Linked DNA regions of Homo sapiens: region 2 is linked to region 1. A link is an interaction called in ENCODE POLR2A ChIA-PET data of the cell type or tissue named here. Cell type or tissue: MCF 10A. All regions are shown on one strand. Each heading gives the region's core, and the rest is flanking DNA. Links, peaks and the distances in the headings are about the cores only. Region 1 has its middle 28 kb from the start of AREG. Region 2 overlaps EREG (epiregulin).

Evidence for each region. Peaks named below come from ENCODE experiments on the same cell type or tissue, not always from the same donor. Only the 100,000 strongest peaks of a DNase experiment are listed, where the experiment ranks them.
Region 2: POLR2A ChIA-PET joins it to region 1 with 5 read pairs; 2 of 35 experiments call an interaction of 5 or more read pairs at or near these places.

Annotation. Positions count from the first base shown.
Region 1 is chr4:74,471,380-74,475,787 of GRCh38, reverse strand. No RefSeq gene overlaps it. Among named protein-coding and RNA genes, the nearest start is that of AREG, 28 kb to the right of the region's middle. In MCF 10A, for the core only: no CTCF peak of the experiment used is centred there; a DNase peak (open chromatin) is centred at 2,457.
Region 2 is chr4:74,382,292-74,386,699 of GRCh38, reverse strand. EREG (epiregulin) reads right to left here. Exons shown (of 5, transcript NM_001432.3): 4 at 3,906-4,055; 5 at 1-1,973. The coding sequence ends at 1,892. Among named protein-coding and RNA genes, the nearest start is that of EREG, 19 kb to the right of the region's middle. In MCF 10A, for the core only: no CTCF peak of the experiment used is centred there; no DNase peak of the experiment used is centred there.

The DNA of each region.
Region 1 (4,408 bases), core at 205-4,204:
ACATGTTCTTAATTTCAGCGAAAAGGGATTTGAAATATGGCTCTTGTTTAGTTTTGTTTAGAAAATAAATAAAGCAATTTTAATTCTTCCTTTTCTCTTCTTTGCTGGCATGTTTATGTTCAAAAGATTGTCATATTGACCCCAATTTTATTGCAGCAAACCCATTACCATTTCATCAACAGAGCTCATTAAGCCATCACTACAAATTCTCAAATTAAATGATGACTGGACCACAGCCAAACCTGCTGGAGTTGTACAGCTCCCAGTCCAGAGTGACATTTGCTGTACAAGCATATATAAATGCACCCAAATAGAGAAATCATAGCTCACAGAGCCTCTGACCTCTTTTTCTTTTTTCCTCTCTAATATTCTTTTTGCAGTCTCATGAACTTTATCAGGTTTAAAGACGGCATGCCTCTGACCTACCAGTGCCAGGCCCTGCTTATTGTACTCATGCACAGGAGCACAGCCTCCTTGATGCCTTGTATACAATGACTGCAAGATTGTGAACTTGGTGCACTCTCCCAAAGCCACACCTTCTCCTGGCAAAGCCAAGAACCCAGGGCCATAAGCAAAGACTTGAGCTGAGGCAGGTTAGATGAGGGCATGTTGCCCTGTTTTAACAACCTGTCAACAACTTAAGGGGAATTACAGAACATTTTAGTTGGCAAGGTAAAGAGATCAACCTAAGCTGCCAAGTTGCCCAGATTTAAAGGAGCCTTAATTACATATATAAAACCATAAAGATCACAGGATTTTTCTCTCTCCCCATCTTCTCACCCACACTTTCTATACCCACCCTCCTGCTTTAGGAATGCATTTCCTCCTGTGGCAGCTCATCGATTTCATGTTATTGATATAATTAATGGTTAACTATGATACTAATAGGCTTGGATGTATGCACAAGGCTCCAGTTGGAGTGTGACTGCAGAAAAACTTTTTTGGTTCCTTTCATGATTCATTGCCTGACAGTGTGGGAACACTACATCTGGGCTGGTCAGTACCTCAATGACAGCATTTCCTGGAGGGAAGGGGAGGGATAAAGGTGCCAAGAATATTTCTGGGTCTCTTATTAAAATAGAAATCGTGGTAAGACACCTTAGAAGATTGCTGGATAGATGGGCTGAGGTTAATTCCTCACATCGATCCAGTACTACTGTTATAGACTAGACTTGTCTTGGAAAACCGTCTTTTAAAAGAGGAACTTGTAGGCATGCTTGAGTACTGAGTAAGGAGCAGTGTTTTGATTCTGGGAGCCAGATCATCCTAAACACATGGAGGTAGCTGAGGATGGGAACTTGGCCTTGACTCACAAACTTAATGTGCTTAAAAACTCCCTACTATGTAGAAGTTGCTGAGCAGTGGTAGTGAGGGGAATAGACAGGGGATCTCATCTATAGGAAAAGAAAGGGTGCATCTCAGAAGTAATATTGGAAGCTACTCCCAGGATTATGTGTCCACTTCATGTTTCCAGGGAATAATGAGTATGCAGGAATGGGTGGTCATTTAGGAAATAAAAGAGAATAATGACATTGGATATTTAAAGAGCAAAATTATATGACCAGTGATTTGTTCCAGTAATATTAATCAGGCAATTCTATGAAACATTAATGGGAGAGGAAAGTAATGAACTGTTGAAATGCAGGAAATTCATGAAAGAAAGGCTTTGCAACTGTTTAAACAAGTGCTAATTAGAGCTAAGTAATAGCAGAGAATGAAAAATAGAAAACCAACCAATGTAAGAAGTTTTATTCAGGTAGATTCAGTACTATTAGATATTCAGTAAAGAAAGGAGAAGAGAGAGGGAGATGTTTTAAGCAATAAATGTAAATTAGAAGCACAGCAGGTTGAGGAATAAAGGTAATGAGTTCTGTTAGGGAAATGTTGGTTGAGATGCCATCCTAACACTAAGATGTATGGACAGATTGTCACAGAAGAAAATTAGAGTGATGTGGTGACCTCCAAGAGGAGAAAACAGCCCAAGCCTGAGGTAAGCGGGGTAACCTGGAAAGGAGAGGCCATCTCTGAAGAAAAAATATGTGGAGAAATGAAGAGGTCCTGGAGAAAAAGCTCAAGCACTCTCAAAGATAGCATCTTTTCTGAAAAAAAATTTAAACAAACAGACAAAATGTTCTGTAATTCCCCTTAAGTTGTTGACAGGTTGTTAAAACAGGGCAACATGCCCTCATCTAACCTGCCTCAGCTCAAGTCTTTGCTTATGGCCCTGGGTTCTTGGCTTGCTGAGAGCAATAAATGTCCCAAAGTTTCTCAGTCCTACCCATCATTTCCTAACAGAGACATGGACAGGGATATAGAGACTAGACCTGAATCTAGAGGCCAAGTTTCTCCCAGACCCTGCTTCCTGCAGTCAATATTCATCTCGTCCAACCCCCTTGGAGCAACTTCATTTCAGCTGATTCTCTTTTCCCTGACTGAATTCCAGCATGGCTTAGTCAGCACGGCTCTGATTATGAAAGATCTGACATGCCTATGAATAGAACAACTTGATCTGAGAGTAAAGAAATGTACCCGTGCTCAGAAAGGAAGTTATCCGCACTTCACAAAGGACCTAGTCCCTTGAAAGGAAGTGCTCAACCTAAGTCTAGCAAGTAGAGTGCCCTAAGAAGATATATTCAAAATATTAGCTAAATGGGGTCCTATGCTGGAAGAAGAGTCAAAAGTAGTGCCTGGAAAAGAATGCTTAATTCCTTGAATTCCTTAAAGTAAGGAATATGACATTTTGTGACATGATATTATGTTGCATATGACAAATTTGTGTGCTGGGATTCTATCAATGGTGATAACTCGTAGGATGACATACCTGCAGACAGGAATATTCTGGGCAACAGAAAGTGGGGATAAGACCTCTAAGCTATCCCAACAGCAAGGCCTTTTGAAGAAAAATAAACCAGCCATCCATCAATTGCTCAGAAGATGCTAAACCAATATTGCCAGAAGCAAACAATGATGAAGATATAGTGGGGGAGCCGAGGAGGGCCATTTCAACACATGAACCCAAAGGCCAATGCCAGTGGATAAATACAAGGGCTACACCTCTAAAAAACTACCTAGAACATAGTCACAGAAACAATACTCTGTGTCAGCTGAATCGCCAGTGAGTTTTTTGCTAAAAAGGCTATTTTGCACTCTATATGGTCTTGGAGTATATTCTTTTGAGCCAAACTTCCCTCCACTATGGTGCTAGGCTGGGCATTTTGATTCCTTTCTCATGGATGGCAGTATGTAGTTGCTAAAGACACATGTTCTGGGATTAGATTGCAAGGTACAGTGCTCAGCTTTACCATTATTGTTAGCTATGGTATCTTGCTTAAATTGCTTAAGTCCTCTACAGCCTAATCTTCCTCCTCATCTGTAGACAGGGAATAATTACACCTACTCATAGTATAATAATGACTAAATAAGATAATACATATAGAGAAGTGCCTGGAATATGGTTTATCCTCCACGAATGTAACTTACTTTATTATTCTAAGCTGTGAACAAACAAGAAAGTTTTCATATCTGATTTAAATTGGCTCCTTAGCAGTCAACTCAATTCAGTTTCATCATTACTTATTGATTATTGCTTATTTATATCAATTCACTAAAGACATACTCAGTGTCACCTCATGGTGTGCTGTTTGTTAATTCTGTTTTCCAGAATTTTTCAAGTTTCAATCAATGTATTGTTCTGCCTAACCTAACATAGCAAGATATAGTAGGAGGGTATATGTTTTGTATGAGATAACACCTTTATTTGAATACTTTCAAACAATATTTTAGAAGTTTAACTTTTTTAAAATTTATGGTCTTTTCAATTCAACCCATAGCAGTTTCTTCCTGTGAGTCTCCACAGCCCATTTCTCAGACAGCTGTGTTAGCAGTGGTTCTCAAACAAAATGTGAACAGTATTCTCCTGGAGATTGTGTTCAAATGCAGATTCATTACATCTGCATTGGGGTCTCAGATCCTGTGCTCCTAACAAACTCTCAAGTGTCCCCACCACACAGTGAGCAACAAGCATTAGTTTATAGTTAATGTTTCATTAAATTTGGTTAAATTTTCTCTGAACCCATCCTTCCCTCCTAGTGATCCCTTTCCTTCCAGCTTTCCCTCTCTCACCCACCCTTCTTTTCACAACTCCCTCTACCTCATCCCTGTTCCATAATGTTTGTCAAATTTCCTATTCTCCATCCCCTTATTTTTGTCATGCTCTAGAGCTTGGTAGCTAGTTGTCAGAAGACTTGGGTGTGCCCCAATGCCACAGGCAATCTTTGCTTTTAAATGGGAAGCTCTACCCAGAGCCTGCAGTTCTACCCTAAAGAGCTTTTGTTGTGTGTCAAAAGGTAATCTAACTGATCAGCTGGCCCTCCCAGAACAAGTTCAAACAGTACATTTCCCTGAAGTG
Region 2 (4,408 bases), core at 95-4,094, 89 kb after region 1:
TAACCACAGAGGGCCAACTGTAAGTAGAGTATTTAAAATGTGTTCTTACATATTTTGACTTCAGCTGTATTAAATAGGAAACAGAAATAACTGTTTAGATCTAATTGATTTTTCTTTTCTCTTGTTTTTAAGTTTTATATAAATGGTTAGCAGAGCACCAAATGACTGCAATTCTATGATCCATTAAGGTCATGTATACATACATGTTTGTATATGAATATATATACAATATGTATATGACCATATATATTTACTTGTTTTTGTCTGTTTATTTTCCTAATAGTAAGGGCCAGGGCCAGGACTTTAGATGACAGTCGTGTGATTGCACCAGGGTATATAATGCATGGATACACATGGAGACAAGTCCTGGCACCTGGTGCTCCAGAGGTCAGCCATGGCTTATTATGCCTTCGTTTACCCTAGCACATGCCAGGATAAACGTAGAGGAAGAACAGATCCTCCCTGACCTGGTATGTGATCCAGGGAGACTCTACTCAAAGGTTTAGCATTCGATGAAGGAGCCTCCCATAAAATCCAAAAGTGGTGGCAGCAGTGGCTCCTTATGCAATAGCCCAAAAATACTCCTATTAACTCTCTGAGACCTATGGGCTCAGAGTGCAGAAGAAATCTTTGTCTCTTCCAAAAAATAAACAAATGTCAGGAAAATGAGCCCTAGTTTTCATCTCAGCCTCCACAGGAAGGTGTGTTTAAGTTTCTACATTTTAAAAGCTTTCAATTGAGATTTTTCATTTGGAAAAATACACCATATTAATTTTTAAGTTTTTTCCCATTTCCTGTGTCAAGATACAACTTTAAATACATAACTTTACATTCTAGAAGAAGCCATTTACTGAGCTGTATTAAAGTTAAAACTTCCTTGAATAAAAGATGAAATAACTGTATTTCCATCTTAAGACAACATGTAGAATTATTGTCTTCATATATTTTAAAATAATAATTAGTCCATCAAATTTTGGGCTGTGATTTAATGTTAGAATTCAGCAAAGCCCCTATAAAAAGAAATAGTCTAAAAATATTCTTAAAAAGCACAAATTTAGGCTTCAAGTGTGGACTTTTTTCTAATTGTCTGTTGAGCAATAATTACCTCACATAAATGTTGTAATATACAAAAAAGGAACATTGTGAAGCTATGAAATGCCCACTACTTAAATAAAAGATTACAGAAAATTGTTTTTCAATTCATTTTACATAGGCAGAATCTGGTAGATGAGTGACTAGTACCTGTAGGAGTCGTGAGTTGGCATAGGGAACTGTCCACTGCCCCTCATATAACAGAATTATAGCTGAGACCTGAGTGAAGAGACCATAGACTCCCCAGGGTTAGCTTGTTTCAAATGTGTAGTGTTTAACACAGGACCTATATTTGCTTCTCCCAAATTCTAATTGCATTATTGTTTTAATATATGATACCATGGTGCCAACTACATATCAAACCATGGTACAGTCAAACCAATTATCACTGATTTGAGGAACATAAAAAACATACTTACTAAATCGATTTGACTATATATATAGGCTTACAGAAATCTGTCATTTGCTAACAATTCTTGAGCTATGACCTGGGAATTGCTTACTTCTAAGCACTGTGCACCAGGCATATAAACTTTGAAGCTTTCAATGAAGCATTTAGCTCAGGAAATTACTTGTATAAAAATATCAATTTTCTTTTGATATTAAATATTTTCTGCACATTATACATTAGCAAATAGTCTGTCAAAAATAAAACAAAAATAAAAACATTTTTCAAGTACATTAAAATACAGTGTTATTGACCTAACACTTGACCCAACATAAATATTATTAATAAAATGGGAATATTAATATTAACCAGGCACACTGTTATCCCTGCCCATAAGTTTGATGGCGCCATTCAGACTTGCGGCAACTCTGGATCCCCTGAGGTAACTCTCTCATATTCCTTCTTTGGTTCTTTACTTTTTCGATTTCTGTACCTGGAAATATTCACAAACGAAACTGTTAGCACTGCAGTTAATAGCAAAGGAACAAGTGTGTTATATATGGACTCCAAAGGCACATTAGCATAGTGTTTCCAAAATGACAAAGTTGAACAGATTTAGGTTGGACAATGTTAAAAAAAAAAAAAAAAAGAGGGATGAAGAGGTGATGTGCTGTAGTCAAACAATTTTGGAATGAAATGATAAAATACACTTAAAGAGTTTCTCAAAGTCTTTAACGTGATCATGAATATTGTGAAATTCCAAGAGGCGTGTGGCCACATTTAAGTCTGAATTTTAGGTTTTCTTTTTCTGTCTCTCTTTCTTTTTCCTTCCTCCCTTCTAAGGAATGAATATTTACAAATCATGCTACATTAATACACTCTTTCCATCACATTGATATAATGCTATCACTAATCAAAATAAAAATAATATTTATCAGGCACTAATTTGGTGACCTACAATTTTCTAAGTGCTATACATGCATTATTTATTTTACTCTCACATTTGCTGTTACCATCCTCATCTTACAGATGAAGAAAGTGAAATACAAATGGGTTGTATATAATGTGCCCAAGGTCCAAGGTCTCATAGCTAGGATTCATAGATTTATCATAATTTAGAATCTTCTTTCATTTATTCATTAAGCTATTTTCCTAATATTTTTGAGTTTATTTTGTCCCTATTTTGGAAATAAGACATGTAGCTTTGAGGAAACCACATCATGTCTATGTTTACTGTAAGAATATGAATTAGAAAGAATTTGTTCTTCACTCTGGCATTTGTCAACTATATGAGCTGGGATATTTGAATGAACCTCTCTAAACCTCAGTGCCCCATCTATAAAGGAAAGGATTGTGGTCAAAGATTTGCAGGCATATTTCAGTTTTAATAATATTTAGTTCTGTCATGGCAACTTATTAGGAAGGCATTATTATTTGATGGATACTTAGAATCAAATGTGGACAAAATAAATTTAATATTATGAAAGTAGCACACTTTCAGACCTTCAAAATTGGAAGTGCACTACTTTCACAGAAAAATAAAAACGTAAATTCACCTTGAGTAATTTGTAACTGTTTCAAAATATGTTTCATGGAGACATTTTAAAGGGAACTGTTATTAATTAATTCACACTGTTCCCATCCTTTGCTCCTAACCCTTAAAAAAATGCCAAACTATACTTTCAATGTTCACTTTCTATTTTTCTGTTTTCAGCTTGTGACAATAATGCACATGAGGATGAGGTACGACTGTTTTGGGGGACTGACACAAACTATTTTTTAACAACCATTTTTTATAATTGTCTAGAAATAGTTCCACCAGTCTGCCTTAAACTGTAAGATAACCCAAGCTTCTAAGGTTATTAATTTACAAGGTTGTTTTTTATAAAATAAAAAATGTGACTTGAGGAATTAAATTCAGGTGGTTAACTATAACAGTAGCACCTATCCTATGATTTACTTTCACATGAAATATCATATTACATACTAAAAGCAACCACCCTATAACTAATGTAAGATAATAATTTCTGTCCATATTTGATAAAGAAGGGAATTGATACTCTCAATTTGACTTATGTAAGGTCACATAGGTAATAAGTATCAGAGCTGATAATAAAGTTCAATCCAGATGTTCTGCAGCAAAAACATATTTTTAAAAAATAATTTCAAGTTATTTCAGATTCGGGGGTACACATGCAGGTTTCTTAACAGGATATATTGTATGATGCTGAGATTAGGGGTACAGCTGATCCCATCACTCAGGTGTTGGGCATAATACTTAATAGTTTCTCAACTCTTGTAAATATCATTTGTACAGGTTTGATCTTATCTCTCTAATACTTTATCCATATTTTTACCCAGTTTATAGGTCTGCATTATGTAAAAGTAATTTGTAAAAGCAGAGTATAAAACCACACTGACTTACCATCTGCAGAAATAATATGTGGAACCGACGACTGTGATAAGAAACAAAATAATAAGAATCACGGTCAAAGCCACATATTCTTTGCTTAAAGGTTGGTGGACGGTTAAAAAGAAGTGTTCACATCGGACACCAGTATAACCCACTTCACACCTGAAGGAAAATACGGAAGAAAGAAAGATCAGTTACTTAAAAAGGAAATCATGGTTATGAATTAGTTTTATAAGGACTAACATCACACTGTAATGCAAGAAATCAACAAAATTTGCTAAAGATTGTAAAGAGGATTTCAAAGATTGAGTTAGACCAGTAATGATAAAAGGGCTCCACGTAGCTCTTGGACTAAATTGTAGTATTAAAATGACGGTTGTGTTCAGCTGTCATGGTGGCTGACAGTCCACAGTGGTGTTTTGTAAGTTGTACAGGTTTGAGATTCCTTTTGTCTAAATCAGTGGAATCAATTCTTTTTTTGTTTGTTTGTCTGTTTGGTTTTTTTGAGATGGAGT